Linked DNA regions of Homo sapiens: region 2 is linked to region 1. Evidence: chromatin contacts called from ENCODE Hi-C or POLR2A ChIA-PET data. All regions are on one chromosome and are shown on one strand. Each heading gives the region's core, a stretch centred on a gene start or an enhancer-like site at or near the end of the contact. The rest is flanking DNA. Distances are from core to core; before and after follow the strand shown.

Evidence for each region. Hi-C counts contacts between places; a loop is a spot of excess contacts on that map. ChIA-PET counts read pairs that join two places held with the same protein, here RNA polymerase II (POLR2A). Pooled maps may share reads with other maps.
Region 2: a pooled map shows a loop between it and region 1 (1.9-fold over the local background). The contact joins two enhancer-like sites. A Hi-C loop is called at or near these places in 4 of 50 pooled maps. POLR2A ChIA-PET finds 5 or more read pairs at or near these places in 2 of 52 experiments (OCI-LY7 and activated T-cell).

What each region holds. Positions count from the first base shown.
Region 1 is chr6:137,743,525-137,750,717 of GRCh38, reverse strand. No RefSeq gene overlaps it. Among named protein-coding and RNA genes, the nearest start is that of LINC02539, 8.1 kb to the right of the region's middle. RefSeq lists a silencer at 5,617-5,676. Within about 2 kb of position 4,322, at least 2 of the 41 ENCODE cell types and tissues checked have a DNase peak (open chromatin) inside an H3K27ac peak, as active enhancers do.
Region 2 is chr6:137,845,400-137,852,592 of GRCh38, reverse strand. The region is part of intron 3 of WAKMAR2 (wound and keratinocyte migration associated lncRNA 2); the gene reads left to right. Among named protein-coding and RNA genes, the nearest start is that of TNFAIP3, 18 kb to the left of the region's middle. RefSeq lists an enhancer at 2,611-2,690. Within about 2 kb of position 5,637, at least 5 of the 41 ENCODE cell types and tissues checked have a DNase peak (open chromatin) inside an H3K27ac peak, as active enhancers do.

The sequences.
Region 1 (7,193 bases), core at 3,073-5,572:
AAACTCATTAAATGATGGTTAATTGGTGGAGCAGGTTAACTGGCTGTAAGAGATAAGGATCATCGTTGGATATTAAAATGATACATTCAAAAGTTTTAAATGCTGTTCACTGGAATATGCAAAAACCGTGACTTGTGACTCTATCAGAGGCCACAGTCGGGGCAGTACACAGTTATCCTCACAAACAGTGACTCTATGTTGAAGGCTGACAAAAGGAATGAGATAGGAACAGTTTTAATGGGCACACAGAGACACTGTTAGGCAGTGTTGGTGGTTGCGTGGTAATCACTTCTGATGTGTATGGTTTTGTTTAGAGCCTATTAATTCTTTCAAATATGTGCCTAAAATTCTTGTGCTAAATTTAACATCAACCAGAAAGGGCTACCACTGCGATATTCTGAAAATGGGCAGGAAGGAGAGATGTTTCCAGTGCATCCTCAGCACAATTGGAAGCCACACAACGGAGATGACAAGAGTTGGAAATGACAAAGAAACCTGTCAAGTGGAAAAGCTTTTAATTCTGATCTACCCATTGTGCCAGATCTGTGGCACCACCAGAAATAGCAGCGGGTCCTGGAAGCAATGGTCACTGCCTGAATATATAATGGAAACGGGAGGAAACAGGGAGGTGGAGGCGGTTATGCCTCATTCCTTTCAGCTACCCTTACGTCTACAGGAAGTAACAGCCAGGACTGTCATCTTTTAGGACAAAGGAGAATGATGTAAGAAAAGTCTGAAATACGAAGATCTCAAAAAATCCTCCCTAAGTCATGGAGACAGCCTGCATGACACCTCATCTGATTTATTTTTTGAACCTCAACAGCTCATCATGCAATTTCCTTGCTTGTGTATCTCCTTTTTTTCCCGGGAACGAGACACACTTTCTTTTTCCGCCATCAGGATCCAAATATCAGCTTGATGACATTAGAGTTCTTCCCTCAAGGGACACAACAGTGGTTATTTTAGGACCTTTTTTTTTTTGACATGGCTCAACAACAAAATTTTGGAATGGTTCTTAATCCTACTTAAACGCAGAGAAAGGGAGGACTTTGAGGGGAGATATTTTTTGTTTGGTTTGCTTTTTTCCTTTTTTACACAAACCAAATACAGTAAGGCAGGCTAAACAATTAACTTAAATGTCCCTTTGAGATCATGTTCCTTCTGATAATATAAAGCAGCCTGATTCATTTACTTTCACCTTGATGCTTATGTTTGCACAAGTAATAAAATGAAGTTATTGGTGTTCTTTAGCTATTCTTATCCGTAATTGCAACAACCACTATTTTTAAACTTACATTTTCCCGTAAGTTTTGGAACACTTTTTAACCAAATACCAAGTAAAATTATAGTAAGTTGGAAGTTTTGAAGCTTGCTTATAAATAACATTAAGTTTTAAAGAGTTGCTTTTACTTTATTGTATATATTTTCAGTGTACAATTAAAGTACTTATCTTTGATAAATACAGTATTCAAGACAGTAGCATGTAATGTATTTTTGACATTTGAATCCTTGCAGAGTAATTTTCTGCATTACTTTTGCTCCTTTGAGAATTGAATACAGGCAGCCTTTGCTTTGCACAGTGCTGTGTTAACTGAAACTCATTTGTATCAGAAGTGTGCAAAGCAAGGGCTGCTGTATGCTTTTCTGTTTGTATTAACTTATCAGGATTCAAACATCACTTTTGGGAGACTGGAATAACTTTGTCTTCTGATTGCATTGGCACTTTCCTCTACAATTGAGAAGCTATTTGGGTTGTCTTTATCAGACTTACATTGCCTCTGTGAATATCAGCCTTGATCTACTCCAAGTGCAGGACAAACACAAAGAACTCTCTGCACAGTTCATTACTCCATTAGGTGGTTCAGATGCAATTCCAGCCCTTAGTCAGGTTCTTTCCAGTGTCCTCAAACACAGTAAGGAGAGTGCTCTAAGTGACTCTTTGTGTCTCACACAATCTCTTGGGTTCCCAGGTCACTGGTGTAGTAGCCAGCTGCATCCAAGAAGCCAGGTGAGCCTGTGCCACCAATCACAGATACTCCTTACCAACCATCTGCCAACCCATGCCAGCCCTGCTGCCCATGGATGTGCGGCTGTCCATGTGCCACGCCCACCCCCACCCCCCAGTCCTCATGTCCCTGTCTCCTTGTAGTCTATTCATCTGTGCTGAGAAAAATGGGTGATACTATTAGTATGTACCTCATAGGGTTATTGTAAGGATGGAATTAAATGCCCACAATGCAATGGTATTTTCCAGGAACATAGTAAATTTTCAATACATGTTAGCAATTATCATTGCTGTTTTGCATGACCACAGGAAGTAATTTGTGGGGCTTGTAGCCACAGTCTCATAAAGCCTTAATTTTTACTTTTCAAGAGCAATTTAAAGCTTTCATTCTAATCTGATCTGGGCTACTGTATTAGTTTCCTACTGGTACAGTAAAACGTACCTTAAACATAGTAGATTGAAATAGCACACATTTATTATCTTACAGTTCTGGAGGTCAGAAGTCCTGAAATCAAGGTAGTAGACAGGGCTACTTTCCATTTGGAGGTTCTGGGGAAGACTCCACCTCCTTACATGTTCTAGCTTCTAGAGGCTGCAGCAGTCCTTGGTTCCTGGCTCCTTTCTCCATCTTCAAAGCCAGCAGTGTAGTGTCTTCAAATCTTTTTCTCTCTCTTTGGCCTCAGCTTTTGTCATGACATTTCCCTCTGTGACTTTGATACTCCTGCTTCCCTCTTCTAAGAAAACTTGCAATGCTATTGGGTCTACTTACATCATCCAGGATCATCTCCCCATCTCTTCATAACAAGATCATGGGTTTTAGGGATTAGGATGTGGACATAATTGGGGGTCCTTTATTCCGTCTGCCACCGCCAATTTTAAAATTTAATTTTATTTCTCATCTTCAGTAAAATCTAAAGACTGGGTAACACTGATATTTTGAAGTTAGGTGACTCAGAATCATCAATTAATTATTCCCAGGAATTATTTATATAATATCATGTGTCAGAAATGTCCACAAAAAAACTCTGACAGACATTATGAGTTGGCTGATTCAGCAACTAATTTTAACCTTCTTCTCCATTTCCTCTACTTAAAAGTCCATCCTTCCTTGGAGTGGCTAATTGACAGCTCTTACCAATGAGATGGAAGTAAAAATCTGTTGGAGAGTTTTTGAAAACTTTGCTTTCATCATTTTTTTTTTTTTTTTTGAGATGGAGTCTTGCTCTGTCGCCCAGGCTGGAGTGCAGTGGCATGATCTCCACTCATTGCAAGCTCCGCCTCCCAGGTTCACACCATTCTCCTGCGTCAGCCTCCTGAGTAGCTGGGACTACAGGCGCCCGCCACCACGCCTGGCTAATTTTTTCTTGTATTTTTAGTACAGACGGGGTTTCACCGTGTTAGCCAGGGTGGTCTCGATCTCCTGACCTCATGATCCACTCACCTCGGCCTCCCGAAGTGCTGGGATTACAGGCGTGAGCCACCGTGCCCGGCCTTGCTTTCATCATTAAAGAAGACATACATCTTCCCTTTTGTGGACACAAGCCTGATCATTGGAGCTTCAGCAGCTATCTGGTAATAATGAGAGAAAGGCCAAGCCCAGGGAATTACAGAGACATTGGCCCTGCCATTACTGAGTAACTGAACCAACTCCAGCAACTACCCAAGAAACTTCCTGTTGTGAGAGAATAAGCAAACTTATATCTATTCTAACTCTTGTATTTAGCTTCTCTGTTACTTGCAGCTGAATAAATATAGCATTTAAAAAAATTACCTTACGTAATTATAAGTGCTTCATCCCAAAGAGACGACGTGTAGGTCTGACAATAGCGGGAATAAATACTGATAATATTTTAATAGATAATGACTTGATTCTATTATTTAATACTTTTTAGACTAATAGATAATTTTTAGATATTAATGGAAAAACCTCTACTTGAGTCAAAGCAGTAACTTCAAAGAACCAGAAATAAATTGTTGGCTAATGCAGGCTGGTCTAGGAAACGTTGCCAAGTATTTAAAAAGGAAAAAATCTCCCCTTTTTATGTTTAACCCAACCCCTACTTGTCCTTAAAAACCTTATTTCTATAATAAAATATATTTTTCTGCCTTTGTTTACACTAGACTTGGTTTACTTATTCTCTCATCATTGTTTTTCCTTGGGTCATTGACTTTTGTTCCTTTCAGTTTTGAAATGTCAAGGTTCTGTATCACTGCAGAAACAAAAACCTTTGTTTTTAAAGTATAAAATGCTTCCCTGAGAGGGGCTTTCCAAAAGAATTGAATGGTGCAGTCAGCGGCGCAAATTATAGGGAAACCCCTTAACTTCTACTGTTCCCCCAAACAGCAGCCAGCTTCCAGAAAGCATTGACTGCAGACTCAATAGAGGAATATGCACACCTTCTGACTTCTAAAAACATTTACAATAAGTCAGAAGGCTGAGTAGTTAACAGCATACATGTAGAATTATGAAGAATTTGAGATGCTTAAGTGAGAACCAGGAAAAGAAAAGAGAACGTAAGAGAGAGAGAGGTCCAGTTGTCAGCCAATCTTGACAAAAGCTTTGATCATCAGAGAAAGTCTATAATCCTGTCTAAAACATGTTCATTAAATTACAAAAACTATTCCCAATGTAATTCCTGTAATACTAGGAAACACATGAAAAATTTTGTAATTTCATGTATTTCAGCCCCATTTATTATATGAGCACATAAGAGATATTCATATATATATTTAATATTTTAAAGATATATATGAATTCTACAAAGCACTATCCAGATTTACAAAGATTTTGCAAAGCACTATCAATGTAAACAGTGTTTTAAGGATGAAAAAGCAAACCACATTAAATGGATACATCAATTCTCACAGAGCTGAATTTTAGAAAGATTAGAACTGTGAGAGGTGAGAATTTTAGTCTAGAGGGAAAATGGTTGTTCTTATTGTTCTACCAGAGAGATCGAAGCTCAGATTTCTCATTTCAAATGTGAGAAATGTGAGCTATAGTGGAGGTGGGGGGCTGTAGTTGGGGAGAAGTTGCTGGGAAAAAATGCCAAGAGAATTGTGAGAAAAGAAAGATCACAACTTGGCTAAGATTTATACCAGATTGAGGACTTGAGTATCTTTAGCAAATTGTAAGTATTTCATGAATAGTTTTACTCATCCCAGTTTATTTGAAGATGAACGGGACCTGCCTTTAGCAATATTGTGAAATAGGTGAAGAGTCATTATAGCTTATGGAAAAGCTCCCAGGAACATCAGGAGCATGAGTTTAGGTTCTAACTTTGCAATGAATATGTGATATGACAGGGGCACATTCTCTAAACTTGCAATATGCTCTTTTCCAAAATTAGCATTGAAGGAGGGTTGATCTCCCATGACATATCTGAGCAGTTGGGAGCACAGAGTTGTATTTCTTTGGAATTATCCAGTGAGTTGGGAGCAGGGCTAGGCTGGGGGTACTTTTCCCATTTTAGCAGAGTGGCCTCAGGGCCTTGGCTGGCACAATGCAACCTCGGGGGCAGAGTGAGAAGCAACACTGGAGGCAGGAGCTGGCACCTGCTACCCACTGACAAGGTTTATACTCCTTAATAACAGCCCTCTATGCAAAGGGGCTGCAAGAGGAGGGAGGGTAAAAACCACCAAGGCCACAAAGACCATGCAGCGGCTGAAAGTGCAGAAGCACCTCCACTTTCAAATCTGCAGGATGACAGATGGTGAAAGTCAAGTGTTCATTTAGCCATTGGCCCTTAGCTTCCTGCCCATTCCTACATTCATGATGACATGGACACACTAATAAGCACTATTAACCCGGTCAAGTCTGGTAAGTGATAGAGCAGTGGGTAAGAAGAGGTTAACGATTACAAAATGACCCAAATGTGAGATAATATAATAAAGTGGGAGAGACAGAGAGAGAGAAAGCCTGCTGGAAATGCAAATGGAATGAACCTTAAAACAGTGAAAAGTATTTTGAAGACTAAAAGTCTATCACACAGCAAATCAAATCGCATCCTGTGCAATGTAATCAACAATAATCACATGCTTTTTACTTACAAATAAATACTCGGGAACAATCTTTTAAAACCTAACCTAATCTTAAAGATAGGAACTTTTTTCCTTATTCTAGAGTGGTGTTTTTCAAAATGCAGGTCACAAATAATCAGTGGGTCATAAAATCAATGAGTGGGTCATGACTAGCATTTTTTCTTTTCTATGGTAGATCAAGTAGAATACAAAATATCTGATCGCAACACACAAAGTAAGTTTTGTGAAACATTTCAGTTGTGTGTGTGTGTGTGTGTGTGTGCACTGGGAGATGAGGCAGAGAATCTTTCTTACTGTGGGTAGCTGTCAATAAAAAGGTAAAAAATGATCCTTGTGAGACATTAGGTGGGACTTCTAGAAATGTGGGGACATATTTTGTGTTATGGATTGAAATGTCTCCCAAAAACGTAGTTAAAATCTTAAGTCCAGTTACCTGTGAATGTGACTTTATTCAGAAACAGTCTTTGAAGACCTAATACAGATAAATATATTCAATAACAATTTAAACGTAATGCAAATTTTGCATTTGCATATGTGCTATTGATTCTGGAAGAAATACTAAGTGAACGCATTAAAAACTGCACTCAGGTGAACCAAACTGTATAGAAAAACTCAAATTATTCACACAAGCACACCTCAAAACATCCACCAGCTAACCTCGGTTCACCCTGTTACGAGCTACACCTATTCATGTCTGTTGGTGTAACTTCCCCACTGATTTCAGAAAACCTTCCTTCCACCACTTTACACTAACTCATAAGCTGCAATCCTTCCCAAGCAAATTTCCGGTCTTTGTCAAGGTAGACTATGAGATTTACTGTAGTATTTATTCATTTTTTAACCATTTAATATGTATGAAACTGTGCCATTCTTTTTATCAGGTTATCTCCTTTCTTTCTTTCTTTTTTTTAATTTTGAGATAAGATCTCTCTCCTTCACCCAGGCTGGAGTGCAGTGACTCAGTCACAGCTCACTGTAGCTTCGACATCCCAGGCTCAGGTGATTCTGCCACCTCAGCCTCCTGAGTAGTTGGGACTCCAGGGGCATGCCACCACACCCGGCTAATTTTCTGCATTTTTTTTTTAATAGATTCAGGATTTCACCATGTTGCCCAGGCTGGTCTTGAACTTCTGAGCTCAAGTGATTT
Region 2 (7,193 bases), core at 4,388-6,887, 100 kb before region 1:
AGGGAACACTCAAGGCGTTTCAATATGAGTCACCAAACATAAGGACTACCCCATGATCAAAAAAGGTGAATGAACAAAGCCAGGATTCCTTTTAGAGTTTCCATCGATGCAATCAGCATGGGATTGTTCCCACACAGGCTGGTGAGGCCTGTCGTGTAAAGAATGAGGGTTTGTCACTAAAGTACCCAAAGGGATGCTCTGTCAGAGAAGAGGCTCCAAGTAGGCATGGAGGGCCTAGGGCCTGGGAAGCAGCACTGGGTGGGTGGGAAAGGTATTTGGAAGATCAGCATCACATTGATGGTCCAATTGGGGAAAAGGCCTGGAGTCCGGGAGCAGAAGTATGTGGAGACACGCATAGTTACAGAGCTGGCAGGAGATGTTGGCTGGACTAGATGTCAGAGGACCTCATTCCTACAAGAACTGGGAGAGCAAATCTGGGACTTATTCTTGGAGGAAGTGGAATATTTAGGGTTTTAGGAAGGCAGATACTTGGACAAAAAAACTGACTCACTGGGGTGTAAGGGGAAGGCTTGTTTCTAGAAACTATATGTCTGTTTTGCTTATTGCTATATTGTTTCCAAGAGGAGGCCCTCTGCTTGGCACATGGGAGGTAATTAAGTGTTTGTTGAGTGAATAAATGAGGCATAAGGCAGACACCCAGTTTCAGAATGTAGGGCACGTGGTGAAAGCAGGTCTCTGAGTGGGGTTGACTTGATGCCGACTCACCTGAGCAATGACTAAGGACATGGTTATTGCAGAGCCTCGGGTGGGGCTGAAGCTGCAGGTGGCATGTGCAGTGTCTGGGTGCAGGGCATATGTGGGAGAAATTAGGAGGATGAGGAGTAGGCAGGAAGCTCCTTACTCATTCTATGACAGCTTTACACATTATTGATCTTCACTTTTGATCAAATATAATGAAAATGTTTCCTGACTTTCCATGGAACTTCTTACTAAGGAAGTCACATGTCCCAAATGCCCAGGATTCACAATCTTATGAGCTACCATTTAGTTTCCATTTATTTGCTTGCTATGTGGCTGGTACTGTGATGAGTTCAGTATAGTCAATATCTCTATTCCTCCCCGTAATCCTTAGAGGTACTACTTTGCTTATAAAGTCCCAGCTGCTGCTGCTGCTGGTGGTATCTGCACCACATGTGGAGAAGCAAGAATCTACAGCAGGGTTGGCCAGATAGTAAATATTTCCAGCTTTGTGGGCCATATGGTCTCTGTCACATCTCTTCATCTCTGCCACTGAAGTTCGAAGGCAGCCATAGATAATACATGGATAAATGAGTGTGGCTGTGTTCCAAGAGAACTTTATTTATGGACACTGAAAATTGAGTTTCATATAATTTTCATATGGCACAAAGTATTTTTTAATTTTTTTCAACCATTGAATATGTAAAAAAATTAGTTAATGGGCCATAGTTCCCTGACCCCCAGTCTAGAAAATTCAGTGGCCTTGATCCCAAAGTGTTGAAGAGCATCCCAAAGAGGATAGCCCAGGTTCTGAGATTTTGTGAAACCACCACCAACCAAAACAGGTGGCAGGCAGGTGACTAACATGAGGGAGCACCTCATCTAGAGCGTGGGGCCAGATTTGCCTGTGACAGCCTTTGTCACTTCCAGCAGGGTGACACAACAAAGTTTTTAATGTCTTAGTACCTTAATTTCCTCATGTCCAAAGTGAGGCTAAAAACAGGGTGATTGTGACAAGAAAAAGAAATTAGTTAATGCAGGGAAAGCGTTTGTGATACCTGACAGAGATGAATTACAAGGTTAGACTTACAATCTTAGCATCACTGACTGAAGCAGGCTGTGAGGACAAGAGTCCCTCAGAACCTGACTGGACCTCAGAGCCAACCCACTCAAAGATGACCTGAGAGAGAATTTGCTGATCGCTACACTGCAGTTGTCAACAGTCATACAATTTTGAGGACAATTCTTTGAGGAATTCAGAATGAAGTTCAGTTCTATAAAGGGCAGGTAAGGTCAGTGCAGAGTTCTTATGAAGATGCCTTTATAGGGCAGGCAGCAGAAACCCTCAGGAGAACTGTTGGCAAGGCACAAGGACACGGTTGGTATTAAAGTAATCAGAGCAATGAATATAGCTGACAGTTATATAGCATTTATTAATATCCTCTGCTTGGCAATGGTCTAGTGTTTTCTAAGCAGAAAATATGTAGGTTTAGTTTACCCCCATGATCACTTTGTAAAGTAAGCACTATTATTAAACCCATTTAATAGATAAGGCAACTGAGACTGAGAGGGTAAATAATATGCCCAAAGCCATGCTTTCTTTAAGTGGCAGCACAATCTGGCTGCTGCATCCTTGTTCTTAGTCTCCAGGCTGACAGTCTTTACCCCAGGCTCTCTAGGTCCTCGGATAAAATTAGCTTGGCCAGACTTGGGGACGGTGGGATCAGGGATTTCCTTCCAGGGAGCAAATGGGGCTCTGGGGATTTGCAATACTTTTATGTCACTAGGTTATGACGGGTAGCAAATATGATTCATGTGCAAATGGAAATAACAGTTTTTGCCTTTGTATTTCACATTTACTAACCTCTCTAGCCAGAGTCCTGGTCTAGTCACACAGCATACTGTACAAGTTCAGACTGTATCCTGCATTTTGATGTAGATTCATTTTCAGAAGCGGGTAGGGGTGGCACACATATTTTTGTCTCTTTTCTGTGTGGGTGATGACCCTGGCCTCATATGTGGACTGTGCACAGACAATATGAAACAGAAAGGTGCCCGTTATGGATCAGAAGGAAATGCCACTTGAACCAGGGCTCCTGAAATTAGTGCCTCTGATTACTTGGATCCTATGAGTCTATAGAAAACTTTGGGTGATTCCCCACATCATGACTGTTGTTTTTTCCCATCAGTAATCTAAAAAGAGTTTTAGACTTTTTTTTTCTGTTTTATCTAGCAATTAAACAGATCTTCTAAAACTGGATTTGGGAAAGGAATTTTTAATAAGGGTATTCCCAACTGCATATACCTCAGAGGATTTGCACTGGAAAATTGGTCTCACTCTATGCCCATATTTGGGAGCTTCCTCATTTGTGAGATCAGATTTCCTGGATATTCCAGAATTGCCTCCACCACGTTTTTTTTTTTATTTTGTTTTTTTTTTTACTTGCAAAAGGGACACGGAACCTTGAAATGTTATGTTACCTTTTCTCAAAGGATAAAGAATGATATATGAACTGCCTATCTTTGTATACAAACTGTGTTCATAAGCTTTGACCACCATCCAGTGTTATTTCTCTTGGTTAAGCAAAATAATCTCACATTCTCTAAATTTTCCAAGGACTTTTTTTCAGCTGATTAGTGACTATGAGCCTGTACATTATTTCCTAAGGAGTTATAGATATGTCTTGGATTCTAGCCCTGCACATAATTAATATTTTTATGAATATAATGATAGTGAGCCCTTAACCACACACACGTAACTAACTGTCATTTGTTACGTAGATTTCCTTTCTGTTTTCTTTTTTATGGATTTAATACATAGAGGTTTTTTTTTTTTTAAATGAAAACTGTTTTCGTTTTATAAGAAATATGCCTTCAGCGATTCAAAGACAGAGCTTGCCTAATTTCTATGGGATATACAGCCAAGAAAATCACTGGAAATAGTTGTTTAAATAAGAGTCACACACAAAAAAGTCCTGAATTGCCTTAAACATACTTTGTAATAATGTCTTCATATGTTATGAGAGTCACTGCAGTCAGTTAGAAAAATACACAGAATACCAGGAATTCCTATCCCTAGTCCAGCCTCACTTGTAAATATCATATGACCTCAAATAACTGACTTGGGAGAGATCCTTATGGCAGTAAATGTATTCTAGAAAGGGATTGTTTATAATTCATCCCAAACATATCCCATTAACTATATACTCGCAGGAGACTAGGGGAAAAAACAAGAAAAGCAATGCTAAAATATATTTTCCAAAATATGTTAAATTTCAGCCGGGCCTGGTGGCTTACGTCTGTAATCCCAGCATTTGGGGAGGCCAAGGCGGTGGATCACATGAGGTCAGGAGTTTCAGACCATCCTGTCTCGAATTCCTGACTCATGGCAAAACCCCATCTCTACTAAAAAATATAAAAATTAGCCAGGCACGGTGGTGGGTGCCTGTAATCCCAGCTACTGGGGAGGCTGAAGCAGGAGAATTGCTTGAACCCAGGAGGTGGAGGTTGCAGTGAGCTGAGATCGCGCCACTGCACTCCAGCCTGGGAGACAGAGTGAGACTCTGTCTCAAAAAAAAAATTAATTAAAATAAAATAAATAAATAGAAACAAAATATATTGAATTTGAAAAGAAATTCTTAAGGTAAAATGATTTCTCAAGGTGTTTGGACATTCAGTAAACAGATAACCTGACCAGCATCATAGTCTGGGGGAAGACAAGGGTGATCTACATTATTTTAGGTTCCCCTTGGTTTGATGAGGAATTTATTATCTATTATGAGACGTGTATAACTCCCAAGAATCTATACTGAACAATCCAGGACAGTATACATTGAGAACTATGTTGTGGTTCTCTGGGGCTATAGGAATTCAAAGGAGCCTAAAACAACTAGGCAAGAAACGGCCAGAGGCTGAAGCTCCAGGGAGGAACTGAGAGTTGAGGTCGGTCTTAAGTGACAGGGACAATGCCCAGTGTGTTCTGGAGAAAGGTGAGGGCCTTCCAAGAAAGGGAGGCACTGTGGGCCAAGTCATGGAGGTGGGAAAATGAGCCCGATAGGTTAATGGAAGCATGAAAGAACTAGCCTTCCATGAGCAGAAGTGAGCCGGGGCCCAGACACATTCTAAAGGCCACTGCAAGTCTGTGGGGGGACTTCAGTTGCAGCAGGGAAGGGAAATGGAGTCTCTGAAAATTTTAAGCATGAGTCCTGTGATAAAAATGGTGTTTAAAGAAGATTGATCTGGCAGCGAGGTACTCCGGGAGAGACTGAGAGATTGTCCTTTGGGTAGCAGCAGCCTATATATTTATATGCTGTAGAGTCTTAATTTGAGAGATTAGCTGTTTCACCATCCAGTGAACCATTTACCTTCACATTCACTTACACATTTAATCTAACATTTTAAATGTATTTCTGGAATATTAGTTCAATATTTTATATCAAAATACCGCATACATTGCATTGTGCCACTTCCAATCCTCACAGACCAAGGGTAGGTAAAAATGCATCAGTGGGTCCTCTATTAGGGACTGAGTTGTATTAATAGACAAGGCAGGTAGGGTGTCTGCCCTCAAAAAGCTTATCCACTGAGATTGGCCATAAGCAAATCATTACACCATACTGAGTTACAATTGTGGTAAATGCTAAGAAGTACTAGGTAATAGGGGGAAGTTTGACAGAGGGTTCTAACACAGACTTAAGGCCCGACGATTTGGGGAAAGTCTTCTTGGGGAAGTGATATTCAAAATGAGATCTGATTGGAGTGGAAGAAGGTAGAGCAGAAGCTGAAGGGTGTTAGAAATTCTGAGAAGAGGAAATTGCACTTGTGAGGGCCCTGGGGTGAAACAAAGTCCAGGGCATTCAAGGAACTGAAAGAAGGCCCACTGGGCTGGAGTGGGGAGGCTGGACCAGGGCCGCAGGAAGAGAGGCTGGCGGGAGGCAGATGGCACCCGGCCTCATAGACCGCAGGAAGGGCTTTCAGGATATATCTCCATCTTCCTCAGAGGGTGCCCTCCACCCTCCCCTGCCATGAGTCACAGTGACTTCCTCATCCATGCTTACTGTCCTCTCTGATCAAATTCTCAAATCTAACTTCAGACACTACCCGAGCCACATTAGTGCAAGTAGCCCCCTTGGAGCACAGCCACATCTTAGAACTCAAGGTCAACTGAAAGCACTCTACCTCTGGCATCCTACATGTTGCGATTCTCTATCCTGACCATAGCCACTTATCCCTACGTCTCCCACTGAACTTCTGTTTGACCTCAGAAACACCTTCTGTTCCCTTCACTGTCCCGGAACTCTTTACTAGGCTTTCCTCTGGCTCCTCATCTATCCTGGCACAGAGCTCAAGCTCAGTGACATTGAGCTGCACCGTCACTGGTGCCTGATAGTTCTCTTTCTGCTTGACCTTCTACCACTCTCACATTCCCGCACTTTGCTCTAGAGGAAAGATGAACCTGTTTTCTCTGCTTCACTCCTAAGCTCTGCTGGGAAGCTTAGGTCACCTCCTGGTGATGTTACTACTGATTCATGCGGCTAACTTCAACTTGACCCTCGTACCATTTGATAACCACTTATGATTGATTGTTTATTTCATTCCTCTTAACCACTTTTACATTTCAAACTTTATCATCCTAACTCCCAACTAGGTTCCCCCTCTACATTTGTTTTCTATCTTAGGGATGGGCACTCCATCCTTGATTTCCCCATGCCACGAACCCGGGAGTCTTCTGGACTCCTCCTTCCTCACCCTTACATTCAGACGGAAGCCAAATCTCATTAATTGTATCAATTAAGCCCCTCTCTTTTCAGTTTCCTTTTCTCTATCCAATAGTTGTTTCCCAAACTCAAACTGTCATTGCTTTTCTTGCTTCTCATCAGGAATTCTTCCAATTCTTCCTCCACATGGCCTCAGATGTGAAATCTTTGATTTAAACTCATCAATGACTTCCATTCCTGTAGGAGGAAAGTCCAGCCTCCTTATACAGAAAACAGGACCTCTGTAGCCTGGCCGTCACTCACCTCTCCAATTTTTTTGCCCAGGCATGCCACCTCCTTCTCCTACCCCAATTCTCCCCTTGAACCTTACACACTAGCGGTTCAAACTTGCCCTCCCTCTAACCCACTATGCTACTGGCTGCCTCTGGACATGGTGCTCCCTCTGGCCAGAGTGTTCCCACCCAGGTTACTCTTTACATACTTGAAATATTTGCGATTCAGTACACAAGTTACAAGAAGCCTCCTCTGAACCGCCTTCCCTCCCTCCTCCATAGGTTGTCCTGATCACTCCTTCCTCTGTGCTCCACTCCACCCAGTGGATATTTCTATTAGAGCACTTATTATACTTAGTTGTAATAATTTGTTTTCAAATCTCTCTCCTTTAAAGCCATTATGCACTCCTTGAAAACGGGTTTCTGTGTTATTCGACTTTGCACGCTTGGTGCCCAGCACAGCTCCTGGCCTGCAGCAGCCACTCGAAGATGTCACCAGACCAAA